Linked DNA regions of Homo sapiens: region 2 is linked to region 1. The links are chromatin loops, found by intact Hi-C in ENCODE. Cell type or tissue: psoas muscle. All regions are shown on one strand.

What was found. Hi-C counts contacts between places; a loop is a spot of excess contacts. Peaks named below come from ENCODE experiments on the same cell type or tissue, not always from the same donor. Only the 100,000 strongest peaks of a DNase experiment are listed, where the experiment ranks them.
Region 2: a loop joins it to region 1, with 2.1 times the contacts of the local background. A loop is called at or near these places in 2 of 110 quality-filtered maps.

Annotation. Positions count from the first base shown.
Region 1 is chr2:71,391,476-71,399,475 of GRCh38, forward strand. ZNF638 (zinc finger protein 638) reads left to right here. Exons shown (of 28, transcript NM_014497.5): 11 at 4,666-4,716; 12 at 7,226-7,297. Among named protein-coding and RNA genes, the nearest start is that of ZNF638, 64 kb to the left of the region's middle. In psoas muscle, no CTCF peak of the experiment used is centred here; no DNase peak of the experiment used is centred here.
Region 2 is chr2:71,140,996-71,148,995 of GRCh38, forward strand. It overlaps MPHOSPH10 (M-phase phosphoprotein 10), which reads left to right. Exons shown (of 11, transcript NM_005791.3): 7 at 237-374; 8 at 3,433-3,543; 9 at 7,004-7,111. Among named protein-coding and RNA genes, the nearest start is that of MPHOSPH10, 14 kb to the left of the region's middle. In psoas muscle, no CTCF peak of the experiment used is centred here; no DNase peak of the experiment used is centred here; H3K27ac peaks cover 843 bases.

The DNA.
Region 1 (8,000 bases):
TTGCAAGATTATTCATTTTGTAGATGATATTTTACTAGCAGACCCAACAGAGCCAATACTTTTGAGTTTATATGCCTCTGTCGTTAAGATGTTAATCATAGCACCTGAAAAAGTACAGATGTCCTCACCTTGGAAATATCTTAGGTACATACTAACTTCCTGGTCAGTAAGACCTCAAAAGGTTAAATTAAATACTAGCAACTTACATACCTTAAATGATTATCAAAAATTACTGGGTGATATTAACTGGCATCCCCCCACCTTGGGCATAACTACTGATAAATTACAGAACCTGTTTTCTATCCTAAAAGGCAGTGCTGCCCTAGACTCACCCAGGTATTTAACCCCCGCAGCAAAAAGGGAAATTGAGGAAATAGACCAAGTTATTTCTCAGAGACAACTAGATAGCATAGATCCACGATATTCAGTTCAGTTGTTTGTTTTTCCTGCTAAACACTCCTCTACAGGATTAATAGGACAGATGGCCACAGGGCTGCGCTTCCTAGAATGTGTTTTTTGCTCACATACTGGGACTAAAACACTATTTGGCTATATCCAGCTAGTTAGTAAAGTCATCTATATGGGCTGCAGACGATGCAATCTGTGGCTGGGTTATGACCCTGAATGTCATAAGAATTTTCTTGAGTAGAAATTCGAAGTAGTCTTGCTCCATCTCTAGATTTTCAATTAGCACTCTTTGATTATGCAGGCCATATAAAATATGCCCTTCCTGCTGGCAGACTATTTCAGTTCTTATCTCATACTCCTCTAGTTTTGCCAACAAAAGTAGTTCACTCCCTCATACCTAAAGCTTTAACGCTTTTTACTGATGGCTCTGGTAAAAATGGAAAAGCGGCTATTTGGTGGAAACCACATAATTCCCTCACTCAATCTGGATTTACTACCGCTCAGGGAGCTGAGGTTGGAGCCCTAGTACTGGCCCTAGAAACCGAATCCGTTCAGCCCATTAACATTGTTAGTGACTCTGTTTGTTTGTTGCAAAACCTTGAGACCGCCCTCATTAAGTCCACTCTCGAGCCTACCCTGTGTACACCTTTTCTTGGACTTCAGCAATTGCTGGGTCAACATACACAGTTTTATCACACATATTCGAGCACACAGCTCACTGCCTTGCCCACTGGCTTATGGCAGTGATCAAGCAGACCTGCAGCTTATGACGTCACTGCTTGACCAAGCCACCCAGTCGCTTCAGTTTTTCCACCAAAATTAGAGAAACTTAACAATAGCAGCTTACCCAAAGACTGGGTAAACAAATTATCCTGCAGTGCCCAGATTGCCAGCTCACAGGCACATCTCTTCCTTGAACAGGTGTTAACCTTAGAGGACTAGAACCTTATCCATTATAGCAACAGATGTTACACACGTCCCTAAATTTGGAATACTAAGATATGTACATGTATCCATTGATACCAGTTCCTACCTAATTAGCGCACATGCTCTTCCTGGAGAGTCCACACGATACATCATTAAACATCTTTTAACTTTTGCGTTTATGGGGTGGCCCACAAAAATTAAAACTGATAATAATCTGGCCTGTGCCAGCTCACATATTCAACAATTTTGTCACACATGGAGCATCCAACATTCCACAGGCATCCCGTATAACTGACAGGCCATAGTAGAACGTGCCCACTCCACCCTTAAAAATATGCTCAGAAAACAAAAAGGGGAAAATGAGTAAGGACCCTGCAACACTACTAGCACAAGTGTTATTTACCCTTAATTTCTAAAATTTAAATGATAAATTTCAATCAACTATAGAAAAGCACCTTGCTAAAACCTCTCAAGACATAAAACCCGCAGTTTTATGGAAAGATGTAAATAGTAACGTATGGTGTAGTCCAAATGAATTGCTAACGTGGGGAAGATGATATGCTTGTGTTCACACCCCCCTCAGGCCCTCTTTGGATTCCAGTACGATGCATCAGACCATACCATGGCGTGGCTAGGACCCAACACAGTACCAGAAGTGAAGGAAATGATCCTGCAGGACCCGCAGCTCCAGACAACACAGCTTCCTCAGACGACACAAGCCCCGGACATTACCTGGGGGATGCTGAAGAAGACAACTTACAAGGCTGAGCAAATCCTGCTCCAGACACAGAAACCATTCACTCCAGATAATTTGTTCCTTGCTCTGCTCTCTGGTGTAAGTTACAACTCACGTAGGATCCTTTTTATGCTCTCGCTTCCCCTGCAACCCGTACCGGCTACACTCTATTGGGCTCATCTGTTAGATCCGCCTTTCTTACGCCCTGTTACCTGGGCAGGCACCCCCTTCCCAGCCTCTAATAACGTTAACTGCTTGGCTAGGAGGGATTGACTTATCCCAGTAGGGTCCGTTATTAATGGCACACATTGGACTAAGGTGCCAGGTAACACTACATATCACTCCATTATCTTCCCACTGTGTGTAAGGTTACTATGTACCTGCCGAAACACAATTATGGCTACAAATGGCAAAGGAATTGCCTTAACATTCTTGTGCCAGTAGCCTCAAACCGGGCAAGGCAATCAGTGCCACTTTCCCCAGCATTCTTCCCTGTGCTAAAGAACAAAGCCAGGAAAGTAATGGATTCCACTTTGGTTGGGAGGTCTGTCACGGGGGACAAGCCCTTAGTCTCCAGTTAGGCAATTTAACATCTTAGACTGGAGCCCCCACGGTCATTTACAGGGCGACCATACTGATGTTTGCATCCATTGTGGTGTCAATCTTAGTTTCATAGCCATGTCCGTTCCCCTGTGATTTGGGCCAAAGGGGGGATGGGATATCCCAGACCCCAAGTAGAGTCCTTGCCACCCCAAGACACTTAATGGCATCTGGGACATCTTAGCACCACCCTTAACACCTGGCATGGGACATAACATAATTCCAGTAACAATTATACTATGACCTTTATGCATAATCACACAGATCAGTGCCTGATTTGCACTACCCATCCATATGTTTTTCTTATGGGAACCAGTATTTCCATTACACCTCAAAACTCCATGTTTGTGACCTGAGTGCAAGGACAGGCTTGCTTCACCTCATGTATCATTAATTACAATATATCTAATTTAAATATTACTAGTATTATGGTATTAAGGAGACAATCTGAGGCATTCCTACCAGTCAGTTTGATACACGATTGGCAAGGTTCCTTTGCTCTTGCCACCTTAGAACATGCCCTGTCCCAGGTCAGACACCAAAGATTCATAGTTAATCTTACAGCCTTTATAGTCTCAGCCATAGTCATCCTAGCAACTGCTAGTTTTGCTGTAGCATCTATTACTGAATCAGTACAAATAGCTGCTTTTGTAGATAACTTGGCCAGAAATGTGTCTAATGAACTTCTCTTACAGCAGGGTACAAATCAAAAGGTTCTTGCACATCTGCAAGCCCTCGAGGCTGCCTTGGAACATGTAGGGGAGTGACAAGATGCGCTGGCATTCTGACAGCAATTAAACTGTGACTGGGAGCATAAGCATATCTGTGTCACCTCTCTACCATGGAACCAATCAATACATAGTTGGGATGAGGTGAAACAACACCTCGGGGTGACCTTACATGATAATTTAACAGCAGACGTAAAGCAACTTAAAACTAAAATTCTAGAATCCCTAAACGCCATAGATCTACATGTCCAACAAACAGTTATATGGAAGGATGTGCAAGAACATCTCTCCTGGATAGACCCTCACTCCTTGATTGGAAAAAAATATTACTAATTATACTCATGTTTGTCTTATGTTATTTACTAATTCTAGGATGCAAAGCCGGAATACGAGCAGTAATCGCTACGCCTGACAAACCTGCTGCTGTGCACATCTGTACTCTTCAATCAACAAAACCTGATGCAAAAAACAAAAGGGGGAGATGTAGGAGATCAGTCAGGGTGGTGGGAAAAGTTATAAGGAGAGACGCAAACCTTCTTGGAAGTCCAGGAGGTTTTGCAAAGCTTCGGGAGAGAATAAAGGCTGAAGGCAGCTAAATTCTCTTACCCTGACGCTAAGGGCAAGAAGTAGGTAACAAAGGAGTGTAAAGGAATTTATCTAGACGAGTTTTATTTACTTTTGCAGACCTTTGATCATCCTATTGCGCGCAGGACTGCTCCCAAGGCGGTGGGGGTGACAATTACCTACAGATTGTGTTGGCTCCAGGCCTTTGTCATTAAATCTGTACTGAATAAATACAAGCGGCTCCAGCTTATCAGGGCTGCATTCTCTCTTTGGTGTCTCTAAGGCCGAACAGTCCCCTAGCCGCACTCATGCAAAATACCTGTGTCTGTGTACTTTTTTCATCCGTCGCTCAGCCTGAGTCTGCAGGTCAGACTTGGCAGGATTTTGACTTGATATATTGTGTGTGTTTGGAAATGGGGAATAATTCCTATGCTTATGTACTGTTGATGGGAATATTAATTGGTTCAGCCTTTCTGAAGGTCAGTCTAATGTTACTTGTTAAAATTTAAATCTGTATGCCTTTTGATACATCAAGTCCATATCTAAGAATTTGCCCCCATAGTAATTCCATGGACATACAAAGATGAGTATAGGGCTGTTTCTTGCAGGGTTCTTTCGAAATTATTGCTAGGTTGACTTTTAACTAAATCCAAGTGATGTTATTTGTAATGTAGTACTTAAATGTTTTTCTTGTTGTTTTAGCCAAAACTGGACAAGCCAAGGCATCTGTAGCCAAAGTAAACAAATCTACAGGTATGTTTTTTTAATTAGGATTCTAGACTATTAGTTAAAACTTTAATGTATTTTAAAATCGTATGGCAGTAGTAGTCTTGGATTTCACATGACATAGTCTGTATTGAATGCATGCTAATCTTTGAGATTTATAATCATCTAGCAATTTTGAGAAATGATATGTACTAGATAATGCTTCTATAGTAATTATTGAAATAATTAACTGGAGAAATTTCTTATGATGAGTATCACATATTTTCCTCTTTCTCTTTTATTGAGGTCTCTCTTCTTCCTTACTTTTATATAATAGTTCAATAAATATGATCCTTTGTAGTTTTTGTGAGCTATAGTGGGATTTTAGGTAATTATTAAGTTTTTTCTCTTTTCCCTGGCATAATCCTTTCCAGTTTTTCTCCCAGTTCTGCTAAATCCTGATTAATTCAGGGTCATCTCTTTAAGTGGATAGAAATCAATGTATTAAATTATCTTTCAAGCCAGGCATGGTGGCTCACGCCTATAATCCCATCACTTTGGGAGACCGAAGAGGGTGGATCACCTGAAGTCAGGAGTTAAGTCCAGCTTGGCCAACGAGGTGAAATTCTGTCTCTACTGAAAATACAAAAAAACTAGCCAGGCACCAGTGATGCACGCCTGTAATCTCAGCTACTGGGAAGGCTGGGGCAGGAGAATCGCTTGAACCCGGGAGGTGGAAGTTGCAGTGAGCTGAGATCTTGCCACTGCACTCCAGCCTAGGGGACAGAGTGAGACTCTGTCTCAAATAAATAAACAAACAAATAATCTTTCATATAATGTTAAAAAGGAAAGGAAACAGCCTGGAACTGGCAAAAATCATTATTAGTGGCAGATCCAGAATTTTCATATAGTAGTTTCATAGAAGCAGTAATTTGAGTGGGTTATGGGTGGCTAGGAAACTTGTCTTGAAGCTGCATTTATTTTGCCAACACTTTGATGTTACTTTGATACCAAGTGTATGGGAGTCATTGGGGATGTGGTAGACTGGGATTAAGCTGATGGCCACCCCTTTACTTGCTGGAAATTAATGCCAGCTATTTTTTATTTTTTCCTTAAGTCCCAGTACCCAGATAGAAGTGATTTGTGATAATAACATAGGGATAGTGAAAGAAATATCTTAAGGGCTCACTGAGGCTCAGTTTACTGCAGTGTGGCAAAAGTCGTGAATGACAAGTTACGTGACAAGCTATAAGGATTTGTATTGCTCTTTTTGAGCAAAGATTATGGACTGTCTTGACTATAAAGGGTGGATTTGTAAACTTTCAGTTGATTTTTTTAGATGTCAATGAATGCTTTTTGTATGATTTTTAAAAGTATGATTGTATTCTCATAACGTTCCTGTTAGGTAATTTTGGCAATCACCACCCTTATGTATAGGGAAATGTGTACACAAATCTGTTCGTGCCCCAAAGCTTCTCAATAAAAATTGGAATTCAATTTAGATCTATTGATTTTTTATCTTGGGCTTTTTCCTCATCCATTCTCGCTAGTTGTTATGAATCCTAATTTCGAAGTTAAATCTTCTGTTGCTCTCTGAATGGTGGAAAGGGTTTGGGCTCTCTGATGATCTTCTGCAACACTTTCATGATCACATCTTTATAAACAGTATCATCTTGGAAAATAGGCCATAGTAATAGATAATGTAGGTACAAATAATGGTCAGAGCAATTTAAATAGTACTGTACAGCTAGGAAACTGTAGGAATGAGTCAAAACAATCTTTATATGACCTGACTATGATATAAGTATTCTTGAATGCTTTCTAATCAATTAGGAGCCGTGGAAGTGTGGGTTGGGAGGATCTAGGTTTAACTGCTTTTGGAACTGCTCAAAGTATGGGATTGTTTTTGTGTCCTTGGAATTAGTAATTTTGCTTCTAGTTGATCCACACATTCAGAAATTTATTTAACTTGCATGAATGCTATTTTAAGTACAGGTTGAGTATCCCTTATCCAAAATGGTTGGGAGCAGAAGTGTTTTAGATTTTGGATTTTTTTTCAGATTTTGGAATATTTGCATATATATAATGAAATATCTGGGGGATGGGAGCCAAGTCTAAACGTGAAATTCATTTATGTTTCATATACACCTTATATACATAGCCTGAAGGCAATTTTATACAGTGTTTTAAATAATTTTGTGCATGAAACAGTTTTTTTTAAGTACTTACATGGGAATTTCCCTCTTGTGGTGTCATGTCAGCAGCACTCGGGGTTTCAGGTTTTGGAACATTTCAGATTTTGGATTTTCAGTTTAGGGATGTTTGACCTATACCCCAGTAGGGAGGTAAATATCTTATTTCAGTGATTTCTTTTTTCTGAAGAAATTATCATCATTGCTAGATTTAGAAAATGGCCTATGTCCCCAAAGATGATAGCATTTTATGTTTTGAATAAAACACAGCCTATTATTCTTACATCTTTTTCTCTGTGAGGTTCTTTGGAGATTGTTGATACTAGTTAAGTAAACCAGTTTTGACTGCATCTTTTGTGATTTAGGGAAATCAGCAAGTTCTGTAAAATCTGTGGTAACGGTAGCTGTTAAAGGTAATAAAGCTTCAATCAAAACAGGTAAGACTATTGGGGAGGAGAGATTTTATTGTTTATTCTTTATTTATGTTTTAAATTCGTATAATAATTTTTAGCATCTAATACTTGAAGAGTTTAGTAGATATTTCCTTGATATTTAAAACCTGACCCATTTTGTTGGAATTTTATCTTTGGCAGATAGGCAGATATATTTTTGTGCATGTAAACAATCACATATATATAAAGCTATATAACTGTACATTTTTGACAGCTTTGTAATCACAGGTTGCTCTGTCGTTTCCCTCCATAAATGGTTTAATCTTTGTTTCCTTCGCTTTTTTTAGAGTTGTCAATTCATATTGCCCTCTCCAGTTTGTACAGTTTCTTAGATGCTTGTTACTTTTAAAAAGGATGTTAGGAGAATTCATTTTTTTTCATAAAGAAATGGAACACTATTTAAAATAAATTTAGCACCTTGCAACTAGAGCAATCTTTTTAGTAGTACCTTTCCTAACAGACTAATTCTAAAGAATCTTTGCAGAAATTACACAGTATTATTTTTGCGTGTGTGTGATTACAATGTTGGTCTGCCACATGAAGGTTAAACATGTGGCTCATTTGACGGCATCACCAAAAAGTTGTATCTTGATTTAAATTTGCTTTTAATCTTACTGGGAAAGAGGTACTGAAAATAAATAGAAATAATGACTATGTGGAAAAGAGCTGCTTTTGTAATAAAGTCAAA
Region 2 (8,000 bases), 250 kb before region 1:
TTGAATAGTTATTTCAGGAGTTGAAAATTTTCTTTTTGCTATAATTTGCTTACTCTGTAATAAGTAATAATAAATATTTATTATAACAATGATATAATTTACTATTAATATATTAATGATAATTTATTAATATATTGATAATATTTATTATAATAATATTCCAGAGGAAGATTCTTAAGTGAACCTAGAAATAAATTGTAGGTTTTGTTATGTTCTACCTGCACTTTATGTTTCAGGCTTGGGATGATGTAGTACGTAAAGAAAAACCTAAAGAGGATGCATATGAATATAAAAAGCGTTTAACCTTAGACCATGAGAAGAGTAAATTGAGCCTTGCTGAAATTTATGAACAGGAGTACATCAAACTCAACCAGGTGAGGAAGCCTGTAAGGCCAAGCCATTATTATTAAAGAAATAGAAGTAGAGAACTAGGCTTTTTGTGACTGTTGAAATCGTGAAACAGAAATCTTGAGCTCTTTGGCTACCTCATGTAAGTATGAGACAGAGCATGCTAGGAATAGAAGGGTTCTAATATTCCCGCTGGATGTGAGGGGTTGAGGGGGGTTGCTTTGCAATTAGACTTTGGTCACCTGATACTTTTACAACTCATTAACTTTCTAGCAATTATGGTGGTGCTACAACTTTAAAAGCATTTCTCATTGATATTTTGAAGTAACTGATATATTTTACATGATTATGAATTCATTCTGATTTTTAGGTCTGTTTTTTCTTTCACTTAACTAAAATCTCTGGGCTGGGTATGGTGGCTCACATCTGTAATCCCAGCACTTTGGGAGGCTGAGGCGGGCGGATTGCTTGAGGTCAGGAGTTTTAGACCTGCCTGGCCAACATAGTGAAACCCCATCTCTACTAAAAATACGAAAAAATTAGACGGGCGTGGTGGCATGTGCCTGTAATCCTAGTTACTTGGGAGGCCGAGGCAGGGGAATTGCTTGAACCAGGGAAGTGGAGGTTGCAGTGAGCCCAGATCGCGCCACTGCTCTCCAGCCTGGGCGACAGAGTGAGACTCCATCTCAAAAAAAGAAAGAAAGAAAGGAAGAAATCGCTGGTTAAATAATAGGACAAGGTCCTATTCCTAGGAATATTATATGCTGATATAATAATCGAATTATTCCTTCACATTTGATTTATTGGGAATGTGGGTACTTAGGGATCAGATGGCATTTTTCTTCTGCAAAAGCCATTTACGATTCCCACCAGATTTTGTTAATGAATGCCCCTCAGTTAGCAACAGCAAATTGCCCTGATGCCACTGTGAAACTGAAGAACTGAAAAGATTTGAATTAAAATTCTTCCTGGCTGCCTTGCAATCCAAGGTGGTAGCTGAAGGAGGATGTGTACAGTTTCATTTGAATCTTTGAGGAGATTGGGTAGATACAGAAGGTATTTGATGACCACGAGAATTAAAAATTAGATAGGTAATGCAATAGCTTATGCCAGCTCTAAATGTTAGTTTCATTTCTCTCTTAGAAGTCAACAGCCAGTTCAGAAGTTTTTGAGGATGGACTTGGAGTTCTAGTAGCTAGGCTAGTTCTAGAAGTGAAATGATGGTAAACAGCACATGTAGGACCCTTTACTCACATTTGTGTATGTAATGTGGCTCAGAAAAATGCTGTGTAGCCAATATATAGCTACATATTTGATTTTACAGATATTGTTACCTAGAATGAGGTGAAAGGACATGTTTAGGATTTTTTAAAGTGTGAGGTACGTTAAAATAGTAAGCAGTAGTAGCGTGATGCCTGACTATGGCTGGAAGGTGGGTGCTGATGATGGACATTGGAAACAGACCTGAATGCATCTCTGTCATCAGGATCAGGAGGCAAAGAGCCTATCGTTTCCTAGTTCTGGTGGGTTTCTTTTTTTCATGTCTTAATAACAAACAAACAAAAAGCCCTCTTAGGCATTTAGAATAAGCATTTGGGGCCAAAGGGGACAGAGAGAGAAGCATGAAATTTTCTTTTTCTCTTCAGTAGAATTAAAATTGCTGTCAGTTTTTTCAATGTGATTTGTGAGAATAAATCTTTAACACATTACATGTAAATAAAAGAACAAAAAAGTCCCTACCATCCAAATGGGTATTTGGATAATTTTATGAAGTCTATATTAACACTTTACTTCTTTTTTTTCTTTTTTTTTTTTTTGAGACGGAGTCTTGCTCGGTTGCCAGGCTGGAGTGCAGTGGCGTGATCTAAGCTCACTGCAACGTCTGCCTCCCGGGTCCAAGCAATTCCCCTGCCTCAGCCTCCTGAGTAACAGGCACATGCCACCAAGCCCGTCTAATTTTTTGTATTTTAGTAGAGACAGGGTTTCATTATGTTAGCCAGGATGGTCTCGATCTCCTGACCTCGTGATCCTCCCGCCTCGGCCTCCCAAAGTGCTGGGATTACAAGCATGAGCCACCGCGCCCAGCCAGCCACCATGCTGGGCCATTTTTTTTCTTTTTAATTGATGTGAGATTTATATAACATAAAATGAACCACTTAGTGAACAAATTGGGAGCATTTAGGACAGTGTTATGTAACTACTAGCTCTCTCTAGTTCTAAAACATTTTTATCAGCCCACAATAAAGCCCCATACGCATTAAGCAGTTGCTACCCTTTCCTCACTTGCCCCAGCCCCAACAAACCCCAGTCTGCATTCTATCTCTGTGGATTGGCCTATTTTGAGTATTTGATATAAATGGAACCATACCATATGTGGCCTTCCATTTCTGACCTCTTTCAGTTAGTGTTGTGTTTTCAAGACTGGCATTTGTCAGTGCTTCATTTCTTTTTTATGGTTACACGGTATTCCGTTGTGTGTATTTACCACAGTTTATCTGCTTATCCACTGGTGGACATTCAGGCTGTTTCCACCTTTTGACTGTTAATAGTGCCATGTACATGTATTTGTTTGAGTATCTATTTTTAATCCTCCTGGTTGTACACCTAGGAGTGGCATTGCTGGGTCAGATGGTAATTCTCTGTGTAGCTTTTTGAAGACCTGCCAAGCTTGTTGCCACTGTGGCCGCATCATTTTACATTCCTACCTATCAACAATGCACAAGGGTTCCAGTTTCTCCATCCTTGCCAACACTTGTTATCACTTGCTATTTTCCTTTTAAAAACAACTGTAGCCATCTTAGGAATAGCTTAGTTTTTGACAGAAGTAAATACCAAGGTAATTAAATTTTTAAGTTCTGAGTATTAGAGGTAATGGTTACTGTAGCTCCTAAAATGCACATCACATCTCTGGTAGGTGCTGGAACCCTCATGGTACTGCTGCTTTTAATTTTGCTTTTGGAATGTTTCTTTGTAGCTGAAGCTTTAGTGATGAGAAGTTAGAAATACTCTCATTGACCTTTAGTGTTTTGTCCTGTGATATATATCAAGTCGCTTAGTTTGACATTGTTGAACTTATTTCCTAAGCAAAAAACAGCAGAAGAAGAAAATCCAGAACATGTAGAAATTCAGAAGATGATGGATTCCCTCTTCTTAAAATTGGATGCCCTCTCAAACTTCCACTTTATCCCTAAACCGGTAAGTGTGTTAACAGTTCAGTGTGTAGCTAGAGCAGGGTGACCTTCATAGCTTTGATCCTTTGTGAGACTAGCTCTTTATTTTGTTTCAGGATACAAACTTGTAGTTTGCTGTAAATTCCAGGCAGGGTCTCCATGAGGAAAGCTCACTTCTGGTCCCATGACAGTTCTGGCTCTACCCAGATCTTCAGTGAGCCCCTGCCAGCTGGGGCTGGGCATGGTCAGGCATCATGCTAGTACTGCCTCTTACTGTTTTAACTTACCTCACACTTTAAAAGATCCTCAGCCGTAGCCACAGGGACTCCTCCTTTCCCTACCCTCTCAGTCTTCTGTTGCATTTTCATTGTATAATGGGTTTGGAGATGTATGGATATCTATACCAGCATTTATGGAGTATCTGCTATGTGTCATATTAGGTTCTTTACATACACTAACACTTAATGCACACAACACTGAGGCAGGTACTATAGTTTCCATTTCACAGGGGAGAAAACCAAGGTTTAGGAGGTGGGAGAGTGAGAACTAACTCTGGGCCCAGCTGTCTCCGCATGATGTTCCTTCACCAGGCCCAGCCCTCTCAAATGCTCCTCCCCTGTCTGTCTGTCACCCAGACTTGGCTCTACCTGTCTATTCCTTGGAGCCTCATCTCCTGCTTACCAGCTTCTGTGAACCCATAAAACATGCTTGTACCATCCTTTGGTACTTGTTCACCTGTTGCCCTTTGGTGCCTGTGTTGTTGTCTGAAATGGAATGTCATGAATTAAAGACTAGTCTAGAAGTCAGAACCTGAGCTGAGTTCTGCTCCTAACTAGCTTTATGATGCAGGCAATCGCTTTACGTTTCATTTGTACCGAAGAGCTAATCTCCAAGATCCTTTATTATTAGTTGATGGCTAGGTGATTCCCATGCAAATATTTTATCTTCTCAGACAGTAAGCTTTTTTAACCTGGTTGTTTTTTTTTGTTTGTTTGGTTTTTTTTTTGGTATATATGTATGCTTTTAATCCAGTTGTAATTACATGCAAGTAAGTTCTTGATGGCAGGAACCATCTTTAGATTCCCAAAGTCCCTGCTATGGGCTGTGTAAAATAAACAGGTGAAGAGATGAGTGGAATTTCTCAACTCCTCTTGTCCAGCAGGTCTTACTGAGATGAAGGACGTGGGCCTTTCTGGGCCTTACCTGTGTGATCTGGCTCTTCCCACCCCTTTGGTCTCCCTTGGCTTGCTACCCCCACCCCCACTGATCTTCTGATTCCTTGAGCAGGCCAAGTCCCTTGCGCTTTCTCACTGTGCTCTTCCCCTGGCCCAGTAGGCTGCACTTCCTTTTTGGCATGGCTGGCTCCTTATTGCCCAGGCTAGACGCCTTTCCCTCCTTGCAGATGTTCCTTGGCTCCTTACCTAGGGTAGACTCCCCTTCCCACCTTGCTGCATGTCTCACCACTTGGCTCCTTTTCCTCATAGCTGCATTGCACATTTGCAGTCATTCGCTAGTTGTTCATTGCTCTCTACTTGTCTTCAGGCAGCACGAAATGCATCTACTGTTCCACTCTGTTCCTCGCACTAGCTAGGATCTAACACACGGAAGCCTTTAGACATTCCTTGGAATACTGGGAAGTGAAGGAGAAGTGAATGTATATGTGTCTATGTGCCCAAATGAAAAGCCTTTCTTTTTTCCCTTAAGAAATGTAGAATTGCTAGTGTAGGTTCCCCTTGATATTACTTTTTTCATGTTCAGGTTGGTATTTCACACCATCTCTGTAGACTCCATTTACTAATCACAGCCATTATTTTTTGTGGCTTTTTTTTTTTTTTTTTTTGAGACAGAATCTCACTGTGTTGCCCAGGCTGGAGTGCAGTGGCATGATCTTGGCTCACTGCAACCTCTGCCTCCCAAGTTTAAGCGATTCTCCTGCCTCGGCCTCCCGAGTAGCTGGGACTACAGGCATGCACCACCACGGCTGGCTAATTTTTTTGTATTTTTAGTAGAGACGGGGTTTCACCATGTTAGCCAGGCTGGTCTCAAACTCCTGACCTCAAATGATCTGCCCACCTTGGCCTCCCAAAGTGCTGGGATTACAGGCGTGAGTTACCGTGCCCAGCATTTTGTGGCTTTTTGGACTGTCTTCTTTTTCTCCATATTTCTCTTTAAACACTAGAATGGAACACAGTGTTTTTAATAACAGTTGAACAGTGGTCCAGTGGAAGAAATGATTTCTTTCACACTCTCATTTTTCTCTCACTTAGAATCCAGGATCCTATTGTGTTTATGGCTTGTTTTTGTTCTTTGTGAAGTTTCCTTGAGCAAATAACTCCATGGACAGGATGGTGATAAGGAAGAAAGAATGCTAATGTAACTGCAATATATAGTCACCATTTTAGTTGCAGGATCAGTATGAAACCTGTTTTAATTACTGGATTTCTTGGGTAGTTCTTTCAAAAAAAGACAAAAATCTGAAGCAGATGGTCCTTCAATTAACATTGCATTCTTTCCCCCTTTTTGTAATTGATAGCTTTGATTTATTTTGATACTGTTTGAGTTTTTCAGTATTATTTCATATTTGTTTATAGAGATGTTTTCAGTAGTTGAAAGATGAGGAAATTTATCAGTAGTCTATTTTTGACTCTTGTTCCCGTAAGCATCTTTCCTTGCATCTTTTTCCATATACTTCTTAGAGCTAGCTTTTTTTTCTGTAAGCAAAGTCAAGATAATATTAATAGAGATCAGTAAATCTTACCAAACAGCATTAATGGTTGTTTGAGAATGTCCACATGCATGGTAGATAGGAATAGTTGAGGAAGAGATGGAAGAACTGATGTTTGAAGATGGCAGAAATGTTATGTAAAAATGTAGAAAACGCCGGGTGTGGTGGCTCATGCCTGTAATCCCAGCACTTTGGGAGGCCGAGGCGGGCAGATCACGAGGTCAGGAGATCCAGATCATCCTGGCTAACACGGTGAAACCCCATCTCTACTAAAAATACAAAAAATTAGCCAGGTGTGATGGCAGGCGCCTGTAGTCCCAGCTACTCGGGAGGCTGAGGCAGGAGAATGGCATGAACCCTTAAGAGGGAGCTTGCAGTGAGCCGAGATAGCGCCAGTGCACTCCAGCCTGGGCAACAGAGCAAGGCTCTGTCTCAAAAGAAAAAAAAAAAGAAAAAGAAATACATGCTGTTGGAATGGTTTTGAGACAGAAAACCCTAAAATACCCAGGTCTCTGGGATCCTGAAGCAGTGCTGCCCCTCAGCACTGCCGTCATGCCAGTCCACTTAGGACTTTGGCTGTCACCATATCTAACATTTTAAATAGTCTCCATTAGGTTTGCTGACTTTCAAGCAAGTGAAAAAAAGATAATCTCCATAAAGTATTTTATATATTATACTTTAAGTTAATAGGTTCACAGTTCACACATTTTGTGTTAGAGTCCCTTCTGGCTTCCCATTGAATGTATTATCTCTTTTCTAGCCTGTACCAGAGATTAAAGTTGTGTCAAATCTGCCAGCCATAACCATGGAGGAAGTAGCCCCAGTGAGTGTTAGTGATGCAGCTCTCCTGGCCCCAGAGGAGATCAAGGTAAGAAGCCAATGTTGAAACCTTAAATGTCTGTTACAAGTTAGTTGATCATAGCCAGACTCCATTTATTTGACGTCATTTGCCTTGCACTTGTAGTTCTTATTCCAATGTATCTCAGCAGTTTCTAAGTATAAGCAAACTAGTAATGTTATAATATTCAAATACCAGTCTCCTATATTCTGGCTTTATTATGAGGTACAGGTTTGAGAGTTACTGTAAGAGCAGTTTTAAAATAGCTAGTATCAATATCTTATTATAATCCAATCTGAATACTAGCAGTGATGTTAAGTTGAAAACAAATGGCTTGCATTGCATATATACTAGCAATAGTTTAGTGTCAGCATTTCCCCCTTATTTTATTCATGTAATGCTAATTAGTAATGGAATCTGAATCTAGAATCGAGCATTTGGTTATCAGAAGAGGCTAGATATATCAAATGCAGCAATCCCTGCCATGTGAACATTGAAGCTTATGCCTTACACAGTAATAATGGTTTCTGCCAGGTGCTCATCTTCCTGGCTGGCTTAGCAGCAGGGCCTTCTTTTTCCCTCCTCACTTGATTTGCTACACCTACACTCACCCCTTCTGTCTGAGCCTCTGCCACCTCAGTGCAGGTGACAGCCCTGGCAGGATAGGCTGGCAGCTGAGGAGAAAAGAGATAGAATTGATCCTCACTAGAGAGATGTTTCCCTTCCCTTCCTCTGTTCCTTGGTCTCTGCCCTCTGGCCTCAGTCCAGTTGCTGTCATTAGCAGCTCAGAGCTGAGGCTGCCTCTGGCATGTCCCTGAAGCCCATTGGAATCTAAATGCTGTGGAGGGCTGGCTCCTCTTGTGCTGTTAGGTTGAGAACCCAACTCTCCATGTTGCCTTCTTGTGAATTAGTTTGGGAA